Linked DNA regions of Homo sapiens: region 1 is linked to region 2. A link is an interaction called in ENCODE POLR2A ChIA-PET data of the cell type or tissue named here. Cell type or tissue: IMR-90. All regions are shown on one strand. Each heading gives the region's core, and the rest is flanking DNA. Links, peaks and the distances in the headings are about the cores only.

What was found. Peaks named below come from ENCODE experiments on the same cell type or tissue, not always from the same donor. Only the 100,000 strongest peaks of a DNase experiment are listed, where the experiment ranks them.
Region 1: POLR2A ChIA-PET joins it to region 2 with 14 read pairs; 3 of 35 experiments call an interaction of 5 or more read pairs at or near these places.

Annotation. Positions count from the first base shown.
Region 1 is chr9:20,343,719-20,349,559 of GRCh38, reverse strand. It overlaps MLLT3 (MLLT3 super elongation complex subunit), which reads left to right. Exons shown (of 11, transcript NM_004529.4): 11 at 2,986-5,841. The coding sequence ends at 3,117. LOC124902129 (a long non-coding RNA gene) reads right to left here and starts at 2,441. Exons shown (of 4, transcript XR_007061434.1): 1 at 1-2,441. In IMR-90, for the core only: no CTCF peak of the experiment used is centred there; no DNase peak of the experiment used is centred there.
Region 2 is chr9:20,243,173-20,249,898 of GRCh38, reverse strand. It overlaps a transcript of SLC24A2 not described here. Among named protein-coding and RNA genes, the nearest start is that of MIR4473, 160 kb to the left of the region's middle. In IMR-90, for the core only: no CTCF peak of the experiment used is centred there; no DNase peak of the experiment used is centred there; H3K27me3 peaks cover 385 bases.

The DNA of each region.
Region 1 (5,841 bases), core at 1-5,000, 100 kb before region 2:
AGAATGAGTTACAATTTTTTTTTTTTAATTCAAGCCGGCCTTTCTGAGTTTTAGTTTCTGCATTTTCTTGCCTCATTTATTTTAGTGCTAATGAAATGGCTAACACTCATTGGGGGCGAGAGGAAAAAGCATCAGGTCTATAATTCATGTGCAGTTTAGTCACCTCCCAGATAATTAAGGATCAGTTTATAAGGTAATCATAATCATGTTATCCTGACTTAGGTAGCAATTTACCATTTATAAGAAGCTTTATTTATGATACCTTATTTGATCATCTGCCCAAACTTGTACAAGTAGAACAGGTAGCATTACTCTCATTTTCCAGATGAGGAAACTGAGGCTCAAAGGTTATGATGTTCTGTCTAATACCATTGAAAAAGTTTGCAGAGTCAGAACTTGATATGCCAGATCCAGAACTCTATTCTGAATGCTTTGTCAATTACCTACTGGGCAGCTCGCTGAGGAAAGGAGTCAAATTCTGGTCAGCTTGTTATTTGCCTCCATTGCATAAATTTGAAATTATAATAGCTCTAAAGAGACTACTTGTTTCCATCCTGAAATTTACACATTTTCACTAGATTCATAGTATTTTTGCACAAAATGGCAAAAAAAAATTATTCCAGAAAATACATAGTCTTAGTTCAATTGATCTTAATTATATAGTAAGTATATGATTGACATGAAAAGCCTCTGTGGGCATAGCTGTGTGTTTGTGTTTCTGTATGTGTGTGGATATGTGTGGAAGACTTCTTGAAAGTTCTGTTACTAATAACTAATAAAACAAATGTGTGTCCATTTTAGATCTTTTAGTGTTAATAAGATCTTGTTGGATACATTTTTACATAAATGTAGCACTTTAACCATAATTGGGTACACTCCTTCTAAGAATTTCTTGATGCATGTAACAGAACCTTGAGTCTAGTGGTTTAAGCAAGTAAGGTTTTCTTCTGACTCCCTCCCCACCTATAACAGTAAGCCTGGAGGTAAGTAATCCGTGGTCGAGATAGTGGCTTAAAAGATGCCACTGATGACACAGGCTCCTTGTCTTTCTTTTCTTCCATCTTTCATAAGCTGTATTCGTCTTCTTAATGGGAAGACAGCTGCTGCACTTCCAAGCACTGCATTCCCATTGCACACAGGAAGAAGGAAAGAAGGCAAAAGATGCATACCCATTGTCCATACCCTTTTCAGAAATATTCCTGAAAACAGTGAGTTCTGACAAATAAATTGTAAATAGCAGCATCTGACAAGTGCTGCAAGTAGGTCTGGGGAGGCAAACATTGTAGTTGGGCAGCTCTCAGAAAAACGGCCTTCCGTTAATAAAAAAAAATTAAGGAATAAATCGATATTAGGGAGTTAGTTTGCAGCATCTGTTGTTGCATCCACTATGAGAGTAGCTTATTTTAATATTAAGGCTGTAGTTATATCCCTAAAAAATAGTTCCAGAGATTGGGTAAGACAATAACAGCTCAATCTGGAGTTGAGCAGTTAATTGGATTGAGAGTTAATATGTCATGCTTCTGTGAAAGTCAAATAATATGTCAGGAATGGGGAGCACATTTTCTATTAAGAGCCACTGACCTATAGGGAGTAGTTCACAAATTTACTGTATTTTTTAAAAGAAAGCTAATTGTAAGAAGAGAAGGTTAAAAGTTTCAGTTCTGCTGTTACTCAGCGTGGCATTAGGTAATCTAAAACTTCATTAAATAAATGATAGGCTCAATAATTAAAATTATTCTCTTTTTTAAGATTATTGACCTAAAGAGAATCAGAGGTAAGTGATAGAAAGAGAATAACAGACAACTCAAATCAGGTAGAAGTTTGTCAGCTGTTTACTCTGTGCAAATTTTCTTTTATTGCCCTGATACTAACTTTGCTGCCTCCCCCAAAAAACGCTGTGCCCAATACACTGCCCAGATACAGCATCCATGTCCAATAAAATTATTAGTAGAATAGGAATGGGAAGATACTTTACATGGTAAAAGAATCTCTCAAACCAATCATCACCTTCATTCTTAATGTTGAGACTTCAGAAGTGTTCTCCTGAAAGCCAGGGCAAGAGTAATAGTAACCGTCATCTCTGTCATTTAACATTTTTCTGAAAGTTGGAGCCAATACAAGAAGAAATGAGGTATAACTATTCCAAATGACAAGACAAAGGCATCCTTTCTTTTTCTAGATAATATTTCTATTTAATTGAATACCTTAAATATTTAAAATCTCCCCAAAATATTCAGGGGAATCAAGTGAACACAACTAAAAGTAATAAATATGTTTTTATTTTTATGTTAAAGTATAACAAAGCATTCAGGTAGATACATTTTCACCAAGTGACAACATCTTATGTAACTAGCACCCAAGTCAAACAACAAAACAGTTCCAGTACTCTAGAAGGCTCCCTTGAGCCCCCTCTGGTCACTATCTGTTAAGGGGGTGGGATTGTAGACAGTTTCTTTCTTTTCCTTTTTTTTTTTTTTTTTTTTTGGGAGTTCCTGTATTTTCCAAATTATTAACAATTATATAATGATAAAGGAAAATGATTTTATATAGGGGTGTGTGTGTGTATGTGTTTGTACTTAAGTAAAAGTAGTTTTGTTATTTCTCGGCTGGATTTTTCTTATGTCTATTAAGTATAATCACTGTCTATTGAGTCAGTAACTAATTTTTAAAGGAGTCTTGAAATGCTATCTCCCCCTAACTGCTCACTCACAGTTAAATATTCTGTTCATGACTTGAAAGCAGACATCAGTTTAAAGGGTATGAAAAGCAAGACAGGTTCTCACTGGGAATTTCTAAGGCTTAATATACCTTTGACTTATCAAGTTGACTGAGACAGTTTAATGCTATTCATGGTATGGGACCTTGTTGCTATAAATACGAATATTTATCACTTGATTCCATATTTGATCGCCCCTCCATTACTCTCTCTTTGCCTTTTGATGTTTGCTGCGTATTGCCCAAACTTTCTCTTCTTCACTCCTCTAGATCGTGAACCTTATAGAAGAAACTGGACACTTTCATATCACAAACACAACATTTGATTTTGATCTTTGCTCGCTGGACAAAACCACAGTCCGTAAACTACAGAGTTACCTGGAAACATCTGGAACATCCTGAGGATATAACAACTGGATGCATCAAGAACTATTGTGTTTTTTTTTTTTGGTTTTTTTTTTTTTTGGTTGTGATTTTTTGTTCTTGTTGTTTATATGAAAACACTCAAAATGATGCAACCAAAAGGGAAAAAATAAAAATCAAACAACCTTCAGCTTTATTTTTCTTTAAAGCCAGTCATCATCTCTTGATAAAGGAGAGGTTAAAGCAAACCAGCCTCAGCGGACCACTCTTCTCTCCAAGGAAATCCCCGGGAAGAGTTAGCCTGGATAGCCTTGAAAACAAACAAATCAAACACAACACAAGAAAACTCAAAGAATGTGTATGGTATCATGTATCTCTCTGTGGTGGTTCATTCCACAGGACGAATGCATATTCAACACACTGCCTTATTACATAACTGATCTATTTATTATCGCATACAGATATTCTAAGTCGTTGAGGGAATGACACCATCAGACATTATAAGTACTTGGTCCCGTGGATGCTCTTTCAATGCAGCACCCTTGCCATCCCAAGCCCAGTGACCTTACTCGTATACCGTGCCACTTTCCACCAACTTTTTCCAAGTCCTTTAACTCGTTGCAGTCTGTATTTTCCACCTTTTGTTTTTCCAGTTCCAGGACACAGATTATCAACTGGGGGGACCAAATAGCCACCTTGATTTTCTTCTTTGTGGTCTTTTTCCTGAAAGTTGGGGCCCAGTCCTTGGCTGTATCCATGTAATGATCTTGGACCATGGTAGAAAATGCACCAAATAGGATCATATGAATTGCTGTCTAGCCTTAGTCAATAAACTTGTAGGACTTTTAAACAAAAGTGTACCTGTAAATGTCCTGAATCCAGCATTGTTGAGCTGTCATCAACATTCTTGTGTCTGTTTTACTGTTACAATATTAGGTGAATATGGAAGTAAAGGCATTCCACAGGATCATCATTTAAAAAAAAAGAATTCTGGTCCTGTTTTCTAAAAAAAAAAACTGTTGTAGAAATTCTTAATTTGGATCTATTTATTAGTCAGAGTTTCAGCTTTCTTCAGCTGCCAGTGTGTTACTCATCTTTATCCTAAAAATCTGGAATCAGAGATTTTTGTTTGTTCACATATGATTCTCTTAGACACTTTTATATTTGAAAAAATTAAAATCTTTCTTTGGGGAAAAATTCTTGGTTATTCTGCCATAACAGATTATGTATTAACTTGTAGATTCAGTGGTTCAATACCTGTTTAGTTGCTTGCTAATATTTCCAGAAGGATTTCTTGTATTGGTGAAAGACGGTTGGGGATGGGGGGATTTTTTTGTTCTTGTTGTACCCTTGTTTTGAAACTAGAAATCTGTCCTGTGGCATGCAAAAGAAAGCAAATTATTTTTAAAAGAAAAAAACCAAAGTACTTTTGGTGTCATTATTCCATCTTCTCCATAAGTGGAGAAATGAAAAGTAAGAACAGCTCATCTTCAAAGTTTTTACTAGAAATTCAGCCGAAAAGAAGAGAAATGAAGAAATACTTCTGGATCCAAAGGTTCGTCACTGGATCAGCCTTAAGAAAGTCTCTATGTGTGCTAATAGACCAGTATCTCCCTTGTTTGTTCCCATGCCAGATGCTGTCTTTTCATACAGAGATTAACTAGTGTCTGTACAGAAAATGGTCTTTCCAGACCCATTCTTTTGGGCAGTTATATAAATGCAGATTGATAATGGAGTTATTTCTGCATTTTAAAAAGGGGATTTTTTACACTGTTTCTTTCTATCCAAAGAAACTATTTTTCCTTTAAAAAATTATAATACAGCCATGCTCCTTGTAAATTATTTCTCTGAAGCGTCCTCCCAGAGGACAAGTGTACTTTCTCAATAATGTTATGATTCTTAATGACGATTGGCATGAACCGTACTTGAAGCATTTGTTGTATTGTCCACTTCTTGATGTGCAGAGAAACTTTGAGTCATTTTGGACATTAGGTGATTGATGAATTGTGTGGTTTCAGTTGCGTTTTGTTTTTAACTTTATAGCTGGAAGGGGAGGGTAATGTTTATATGGAAATGTTGCAAATTTTTAAAATATTTTAAAATTTCTAACTGCTAACACATATTCTGATCAAGCCAGAAGTTTATGTGATTTAATATATCTGTGTAGTTTAACTAGAAACGTATATATGTAGTTTGGGCCATTTTTATTTCTGTAACTAAATTGTGGGGCAAAAAATATGATTTGCCAATGTAAAAATTTTTTCCTTTAAGTTACTAACCAAGAAGCTAGGTAAGATAAGAAATGACCAAACAAAAATAATGATAAGAAGGACAGCTATTATATGATAAACTTTAGACTTGAAAATTAGGTAATAAAGTTAATTTCTTCAGAATATCCTAAAATGTAAGTTTGTAAATTGATAAAGTTCAGAAAAACTTATCCATCTTCTACTCATCAAGATAGCAAAGTAAGTTTTTCACAAAATTAAGACTGAGAGTTACGTTATTTTTTTTGAAGTGGTAATCTTGCTCTCATCTAATTTTTAAATACAGAAATAAAAAGATCCCTTTGAATTAATTTCAAGTAGTTTTAATACCTCTCTTAAAGTAACCCCTTCAGTTCTGTCACATTTATATACACCCAACTTTGAAGCCTATTAAGAATATCTTTGACATGTGAGTACCCTAACAGTGGCTCTGGTTTCTTAAGCACAAAGGGAAAATGGCAGGGTTTAATTTCTTTGGTGTACATATATAAATAGA
Region 2 (6,726 bases), core at 951-5,950:
AGATGAGTCTATGTGTAAGGCTTATTTTCTGGGTGTAAGAGGTCAGTGTTGGGAGTCACCTCAGCTGCTGTGACCACTCCTTCCTCACTTCCAATTATAAATAATAATAGTCATGATTTTAATAATAGCAGATATTATTACTCAGTGCTACATGACATTTCAGACTGTCTCATTTTTTTTTTTTTTTTTTTTTTGAGACAGAGTTTCAATCTGCTGCCCAGGCTGGAGTGCAATGGTGCAATCGTAGCTCACTGTAGCCTCTGCCTCCTGGGTTCAAGCAATTCTCCTGCCTCAGTCTCCCAAGTAGCTGGGACTACAGGAGCCCGCCACCACGTCAGCTACTTTTTTGTGTTTTTAATAGAGATGGAGTTTCATCATGTTGACCAGGCTGGTCTTGAACTCCTGGCCCAGGTGATCCACCCGCCTTGGTCTCCCAAAGTGCTGTGATTACAGGCATGACCCACTGCGCTGGGCCCAGATGGACTATCTCATTTAATCCTTATGACAAACCCACAGTTAAGTATTATTGTCCCCAGATGACAGATGAGAAAACTGAGGCTCAGGAAATTAAGTAAACTGTCCATGGTTCACAGTTATACAATGGCAGAGCTGTGATAATTATAATCACAGCTAACATTTTGAGCACTCACAATATGCCAGGCATTGTACTAAAGGTCAATATGAACTATCTCAATTGCTCTTTGAGGCAACCAGGTTAGTTATATACTTTATCATCCATGTTTTTATCCCATGAAAAATTGAAGCCCAGAGAGATTAATCAACTTACCCAAAGTCACACAACTTGTGTGACTCATAGGCAGGCAGGCTGATTCCAGAATCTGCTTTACTTCATCGTCTTTGTCTTGAGAATAAGTTTGGCCAGCCTGAGCCTCTGCTGTGTCCACTGGGCTCCCTGGCCTGTGCAGGCTGTGGTCTACATTCAGCAACTTCCAGGGGGAGAAAGGGAGACCAGGACCAGGAAGAACCATGAATATATCTCTGGAGGAAACAACTATTTAGAGACTCTCTTATTGTCCTTAAGTGCCCTGTAGGAGGTCTGCCATGTGGGTGCCCCGGAGAAGTAAATGCTAACAATATAGTTGTACATTGTCAGGATTTGCAGTTGGATAGTTACTCTGTTCCTGATAAGATGAAAAATGAATCCTTAGAATTCTATTTGTGAGGCAGCGTTGGAGAAATGCTCGGTGTAGACTGAATGTGGCCCCCCAAATTCATATGGTAAAGTCTAAATCCCCAATGCGATGGTATTCAGAGGTGGAGCCTTTGGTGGGTAATCAGGTCATGAGGGTGGAGCCCTCATTAACGGGATTAGTGCCCTTATAAAAGAGACACAAGAGAGCCTGCCCCTTTTTATCTGCTCTCTTCCATGTGAGGACACAGCAGGAAGATGGGCATCTAAAAACCAGGAAAAGGGCCTTCACCATAAACTAGATCTGTTGGCGCCTTGATTTTGGAATTCCCAACCTCCAGAACTGTGAGAAATTTCTGTTGCTTAAGCAACTCAGCTTATGGCATATTTGTGATAGCAGCCCGAACCAAATAAGATGTGCTCTATTTTTGAAATCTTTCTTTAGTACCTGTTAGGGCCTTGAGCCAAGGCACAAAGATCCTCGATGTATAAAATCCATGTTGGAGATCTGGTGGGAGCTCCCATACGGGTTCCTTGCATTCACTATCAGTGCCAGCTGCAGCTGCCTCCCAAAAAGTCAGCTGTTTGGAATAATCCATTCCAACTCAGGAATCAGAAACTGTATCTCAGAGGCATTGAGTTTAACAAGAACACACGGTTATTTAGTAGGAGAACTGGCACTGGAATCTGGATTTTCTGACATCCACTTTCATGCTCTTTGCTTTACACGTGTGTGGACAGACAGGTGGATATAATCAAGAATATTTATTGAGGGCATTCCATATGCTCTAAGCCCTTTGTATGTAATAACTCAATTCTCATAAGCATAGCAGGAGGTATTATTATTATTCCCAATTCACAGTTAAAGAAACTAAGACTCATAGAGGTTAGAATCCTTTCCTAAGTTTGCACAGTAAATAAGTTTGAATTCAAACTCATGCTCTTAAACTGTTATGCTATGTGGCCTGTTGGTTCTTTGTGATGGTCGCCTGAAAAGGCTCCAACTCTGGAAAACAGTTGATTGTGAAAATTATCAAAGTATCTTACTCTGTTTGGGCTGTCATAACACCATACTATAGACTTTTGGCTAACCAACAATAGAAATTTGTTTCTCAGTTTTGGAGACAGAGAAGTCTAAGATCAAGGCACTGGCAGATTGGGTGTCTGGAGAGGGTCTGCTTCCTGGTAGACAATTGACTTCTCACTTTAATCTTACATGTTGGAAGCGGTAAGGAGTCGTTCTCAACTCTCTATTATAAGGGCACTAGTCTCATCCATGGGGGCTTCACCCTCATAATTTATTACCTCCCAAAGGCCCTACCTCCTAATGCCATCACCTTAGGGGTGAGGATTTCAACATACGAATTTTGAGAGGACATGCACATTCAGACCACAGCAGTGGGAGAGGCAAGGCTGGACCGTATGTGCTTGGAGTTCTTGGTGAGGGCCTGCTGATGCTTACGTAAGGATGATAGCACCATGGGATTTGCTTGAAAAGAAAATAATCTGTTGGTTCTTTAGTGGGTGGAGATGTCAGGAAATGCCCTCAGTTAGGGCATATATTCATAGAAATGCCCTGACTTTTATGCCACTGCTGAAAAATATTTCCAATAGAGAAACCTGTGAAGATTTCATGAGATAATATCTGAAAGTAAGCAGAGGCACTTAGCAGAAGGTGCTATCTAAGCTCAAGATATAAGTGGTCTCACATGTTATTTTTCTGTGAAAGGAGTCTCACTTCAAAATAATGCAATACACTGTATAATGGTCATGTAGCACAGAAATAAATAGGGATCCTGGTGCTATCTCCTCTGCATAGTTAAGGTAGAACAAATCTCACTCAGTAGTTGCATTGGTGTTGGCAGTGGAGATAGGGTGGTGGTGGCAGCTTCAGTTGGGACTGGTGCAGATGCAAGGAACCCTCATGGGTGCTCCTGTCAGGCTACATCTGGGCCTGGCTATACATGTGCCTAGCTATACAGGCAGACAGTACAACTGCAGTTGCTGAAGGATTCCAAGGCCCACAGACCAGGGCAGGCCAAATGTCAGGGGCTTCTCCCTTCCTTCCCATGATCTTGAACTTTGTGATTGAATTTTTTCCCTCTTTTCTTGAGGGAGATCTGCATTCTGTTGACCTGTGAGTAACTTGTCATTACTGTAGTCTTCTCATTAAATTCTATCAACACAAATGACTGAGATATATTTATTTTATTATTTCCTAAGCCCAACACACATGCTGAGTGGTTCGTAAAATTAAAATGAACTCTTTCCTCCTGACTGAATGTTTGCATGTTTATAGGGTGCTTTGCTTTAAGAAAATCCAGTATGGGTAATTCTGAAATTGCAAAAACAGGTGCTTAAGGGATGAATTATTTGTTTTGCAGAAGGAGCTATCTCTGAGTTAGAGAGTATGTGTTCAGCTGTGTGATGGAAATTTTTGCTTTACCAAAATTTCATGTACATATGTTTCACATGTGAGTGCTCCATAAATATTAATATTTAGATGATGCTATAACTCCAGCTCTGAAACAGCATCAGGTACAAAATAAGTGCTCAGGAAATAATATTTGTTGAATGAGTGCATCTTTCTCTGAGTGCCAGACCTATATTCTTAGCTATTTATTAGAAATCTCTACCTTGATATCCTGCAGCAACCTGAAAATTTATGTACACATGATCTTATTTCTTTTCCTTACAGAGCATGTTTCCTTCTCTGTGAACAGTATACATAGAGTTTTGGGGACGTTGGACAGCCTGTGTTCAAATCCTGGCTCCCCCTTATACTAATTGGTGACCTTAGGCTATTCACTAAATTTCTCCTTGCCTCATTTTCCTCACCTGTAAAACAACTATAATAATAGTACCTAAATTATAGGGTAGTCTTGAAGGTTAAATAAGGATTAGCATGGATCTGAATATAATAGCACACAGTAAAAGTTAGCTACTATTATCTCCTATTTTAGCCAAGTGCTCTTCTGACTAAGTTAAACTTTGTTGTTAAGTTTACCATCTACTTTTTCTCTCCAGATCCAATGTGACTTTATCGCTCCCTGCATTTTGTTCATCCTAATACTTCCATAGTCCAAAAATCTCAATTCGCTTGACCTTTTAACACAACATCTGAAGACCAAGCTGTTCTTTCTAAGCTCTGCTTATTCTCCTCACCATGGCTTGGGGGTCCACCTTCCTTAGTACAGCAATCTAAGCCTTTGATGAACTGCTTCTGACTCCAAACCCACACTTCCATTCCATCATTAGCCATTCCTTGCCACTCCCAGTCGCCATGCTCTACCCATACTGGACTCCTTACGGCTTCCAGAAAACATCATAGACTTCCACCTCTCTTTGGCTTTCTTGCCTCTCTCTGGGATCCTCTCACCTGTCTTGTCTCACCAATACCATCTAGGTGTAGGTTTCCTTGATACAGTCACAGTTCTGTGGAAATAACTGCTCCTTCATAGGTAACCCGTGAAACTTGATACTTAACTCAGTTATAGCACCTGTCACTTGGTATTAATCACAGGTATTTGTTTACTTGCCCTCTCCACCTTCTTCTCTCCTCCCACTAGATATCAACTCCTTGAGGGCAGGAACCATGGATTGTAAGATCTTTGTCTATTTTCTGTGTCACTAGGGCCTACCTAATGCATAATCACAGTTCAATAATTTTTTTTTATTTTTCCCATTATGACATATTCTCATGTCCGCTAAAAAACCTCCACAGGAATACGTGACTTAGGATGTGACAATTTCCTGTACTTTCTGCATCTAGCACTAACTCATTGAAAGGTTTATGTACATTATTTCAGACATTTGCAAAATGTTTAAAATGAGATGTGAGCAAATAATGATGCTGACACTCTATCAAAACCACAGATTTTTTTTAAAATAAGAGAAGTAAACATACTGCATTGGATGAAAGCAAACTACATTTCTGTTTTAAAGAAAATGTAGAAAAATTTGCTTCTATAAAGAAGCAGTACTGTTATTGTATAATACCTTCTGCTTTTACAGGATGCTTCCCCATCATAATTTCCCTTTTTGCTTGAAAAAGGAAACTATGAATGCATAAAGATGGTGAGGAGAGTAATTTCTCTTTTGAACCTAAGGGAAAAGCACATGCATCTACCAAACTTCCATTTAGCTTTGAAGGCAGAATGATTTTTCACTTGGAATCCAACAGAATTTCAAAGATGTTCGGCACTGGTGCGCCTCTTGGAGTGGTGCAAAGGCAAGCATAAATCTGACAGATCTGAGGGCTGCACGCATGCATTTCACAGGGCGCAGTGTGTAGGGGCTGGGCGGGTCCTCTGCCTGGCCTGGGGGTGAGGGCCATCTGGTCTCTTTTATCCCTCAGTGCTGGCTTAAAGGCTGTCTTTCTGATAATGTTCCCTCCTTCCTGCTCTTTACAATGCTGAAATGAGCATCTTATTTTTCACTTGTTCTCGCTTTCCTTAATTGTCTCCTTGGGATCTTGTAAACTCATTTTAGTGTCTGGCCCATAGCTGTTTAAAGGCACACGTTTTAACCGGATAGTTTATATTTTCTTTTCTTTTTTATCTGAGTTTATTTTTCTTCAAAACTACCTTGGATGGTCTGCCAGAGTCAGAGATGCTCCTTGGAGGCTTGGAGACTCTCAAAGGAATTAGTCCAAAGTGGCCCAGACTCCATGGATTAACTTTAAGCCATCCTGCATGGGCTGCCCTGCTGAAGCCAGCGCAGTTTCACAGGCTGGGACAGCAGCCGGACTTCCTGTTTGAGTTTAGAAATCTCCGCCTGATCCCCCTCCTCCCCACTCCCTTCCTCTCGAGGTCCCTCCTTCTATCCACCAATAAAACAAAGAAACCTGAGAAATTATCTCAGAAAGAAGAGACTTCTCAGGCCTTGATTGTCACACTGGCCTGGAGCCAAGCCAGAGCCTGCCTCAAAAATGGACCCAGGAGGCAAGCTACTGGAAGGCAGTCAAACACCCCCAAAAAGTGAGGTCATATGGCATCACCCCCATTGACCACATCTCATTTGCTCTGCTTTCCTTTTATTTTAAAGGAAAAATTAAAAGTCTTCTAAGACATTGTCTAGGCTGGTAATAAAACTCTAGAATGCTTTGTTCATATATATAACAAAATTGAGAGCAAATGTGTGTGTACATGTAAGTGTGTGTGTCTGTATGTGTAAGCGTGTTACAATCTGGCTAGTAAAATGATCTCAGATTGAAGATACCCTCAAATACTGAGGATGATGCTTATAATTTTCTAACATGCTTTAATATTTTTACTACTCATGTATATATGTATCCACAAACAGTATTATATACTGTTTAGTATGCTGCAAATTTTTATAAATAACACCTCATTGCATGTGTCAAATATTTCATAAATAGAATCACAAAAGCAGAATGAAGGAGCTGGTATGTCAGCATTCTGCTTATGTGTTTTTCTGATTATGATAGTCTCATGAGAAGAGGATTTTATGCATTCTCACTTGAAATACAGCAGATGCCAACCATGAAGGGAATGAAGGTGCTAATTTATAATTTTTTTAAAAATTGTGCAAAAAGAAAGTGAAAAGAATATAAG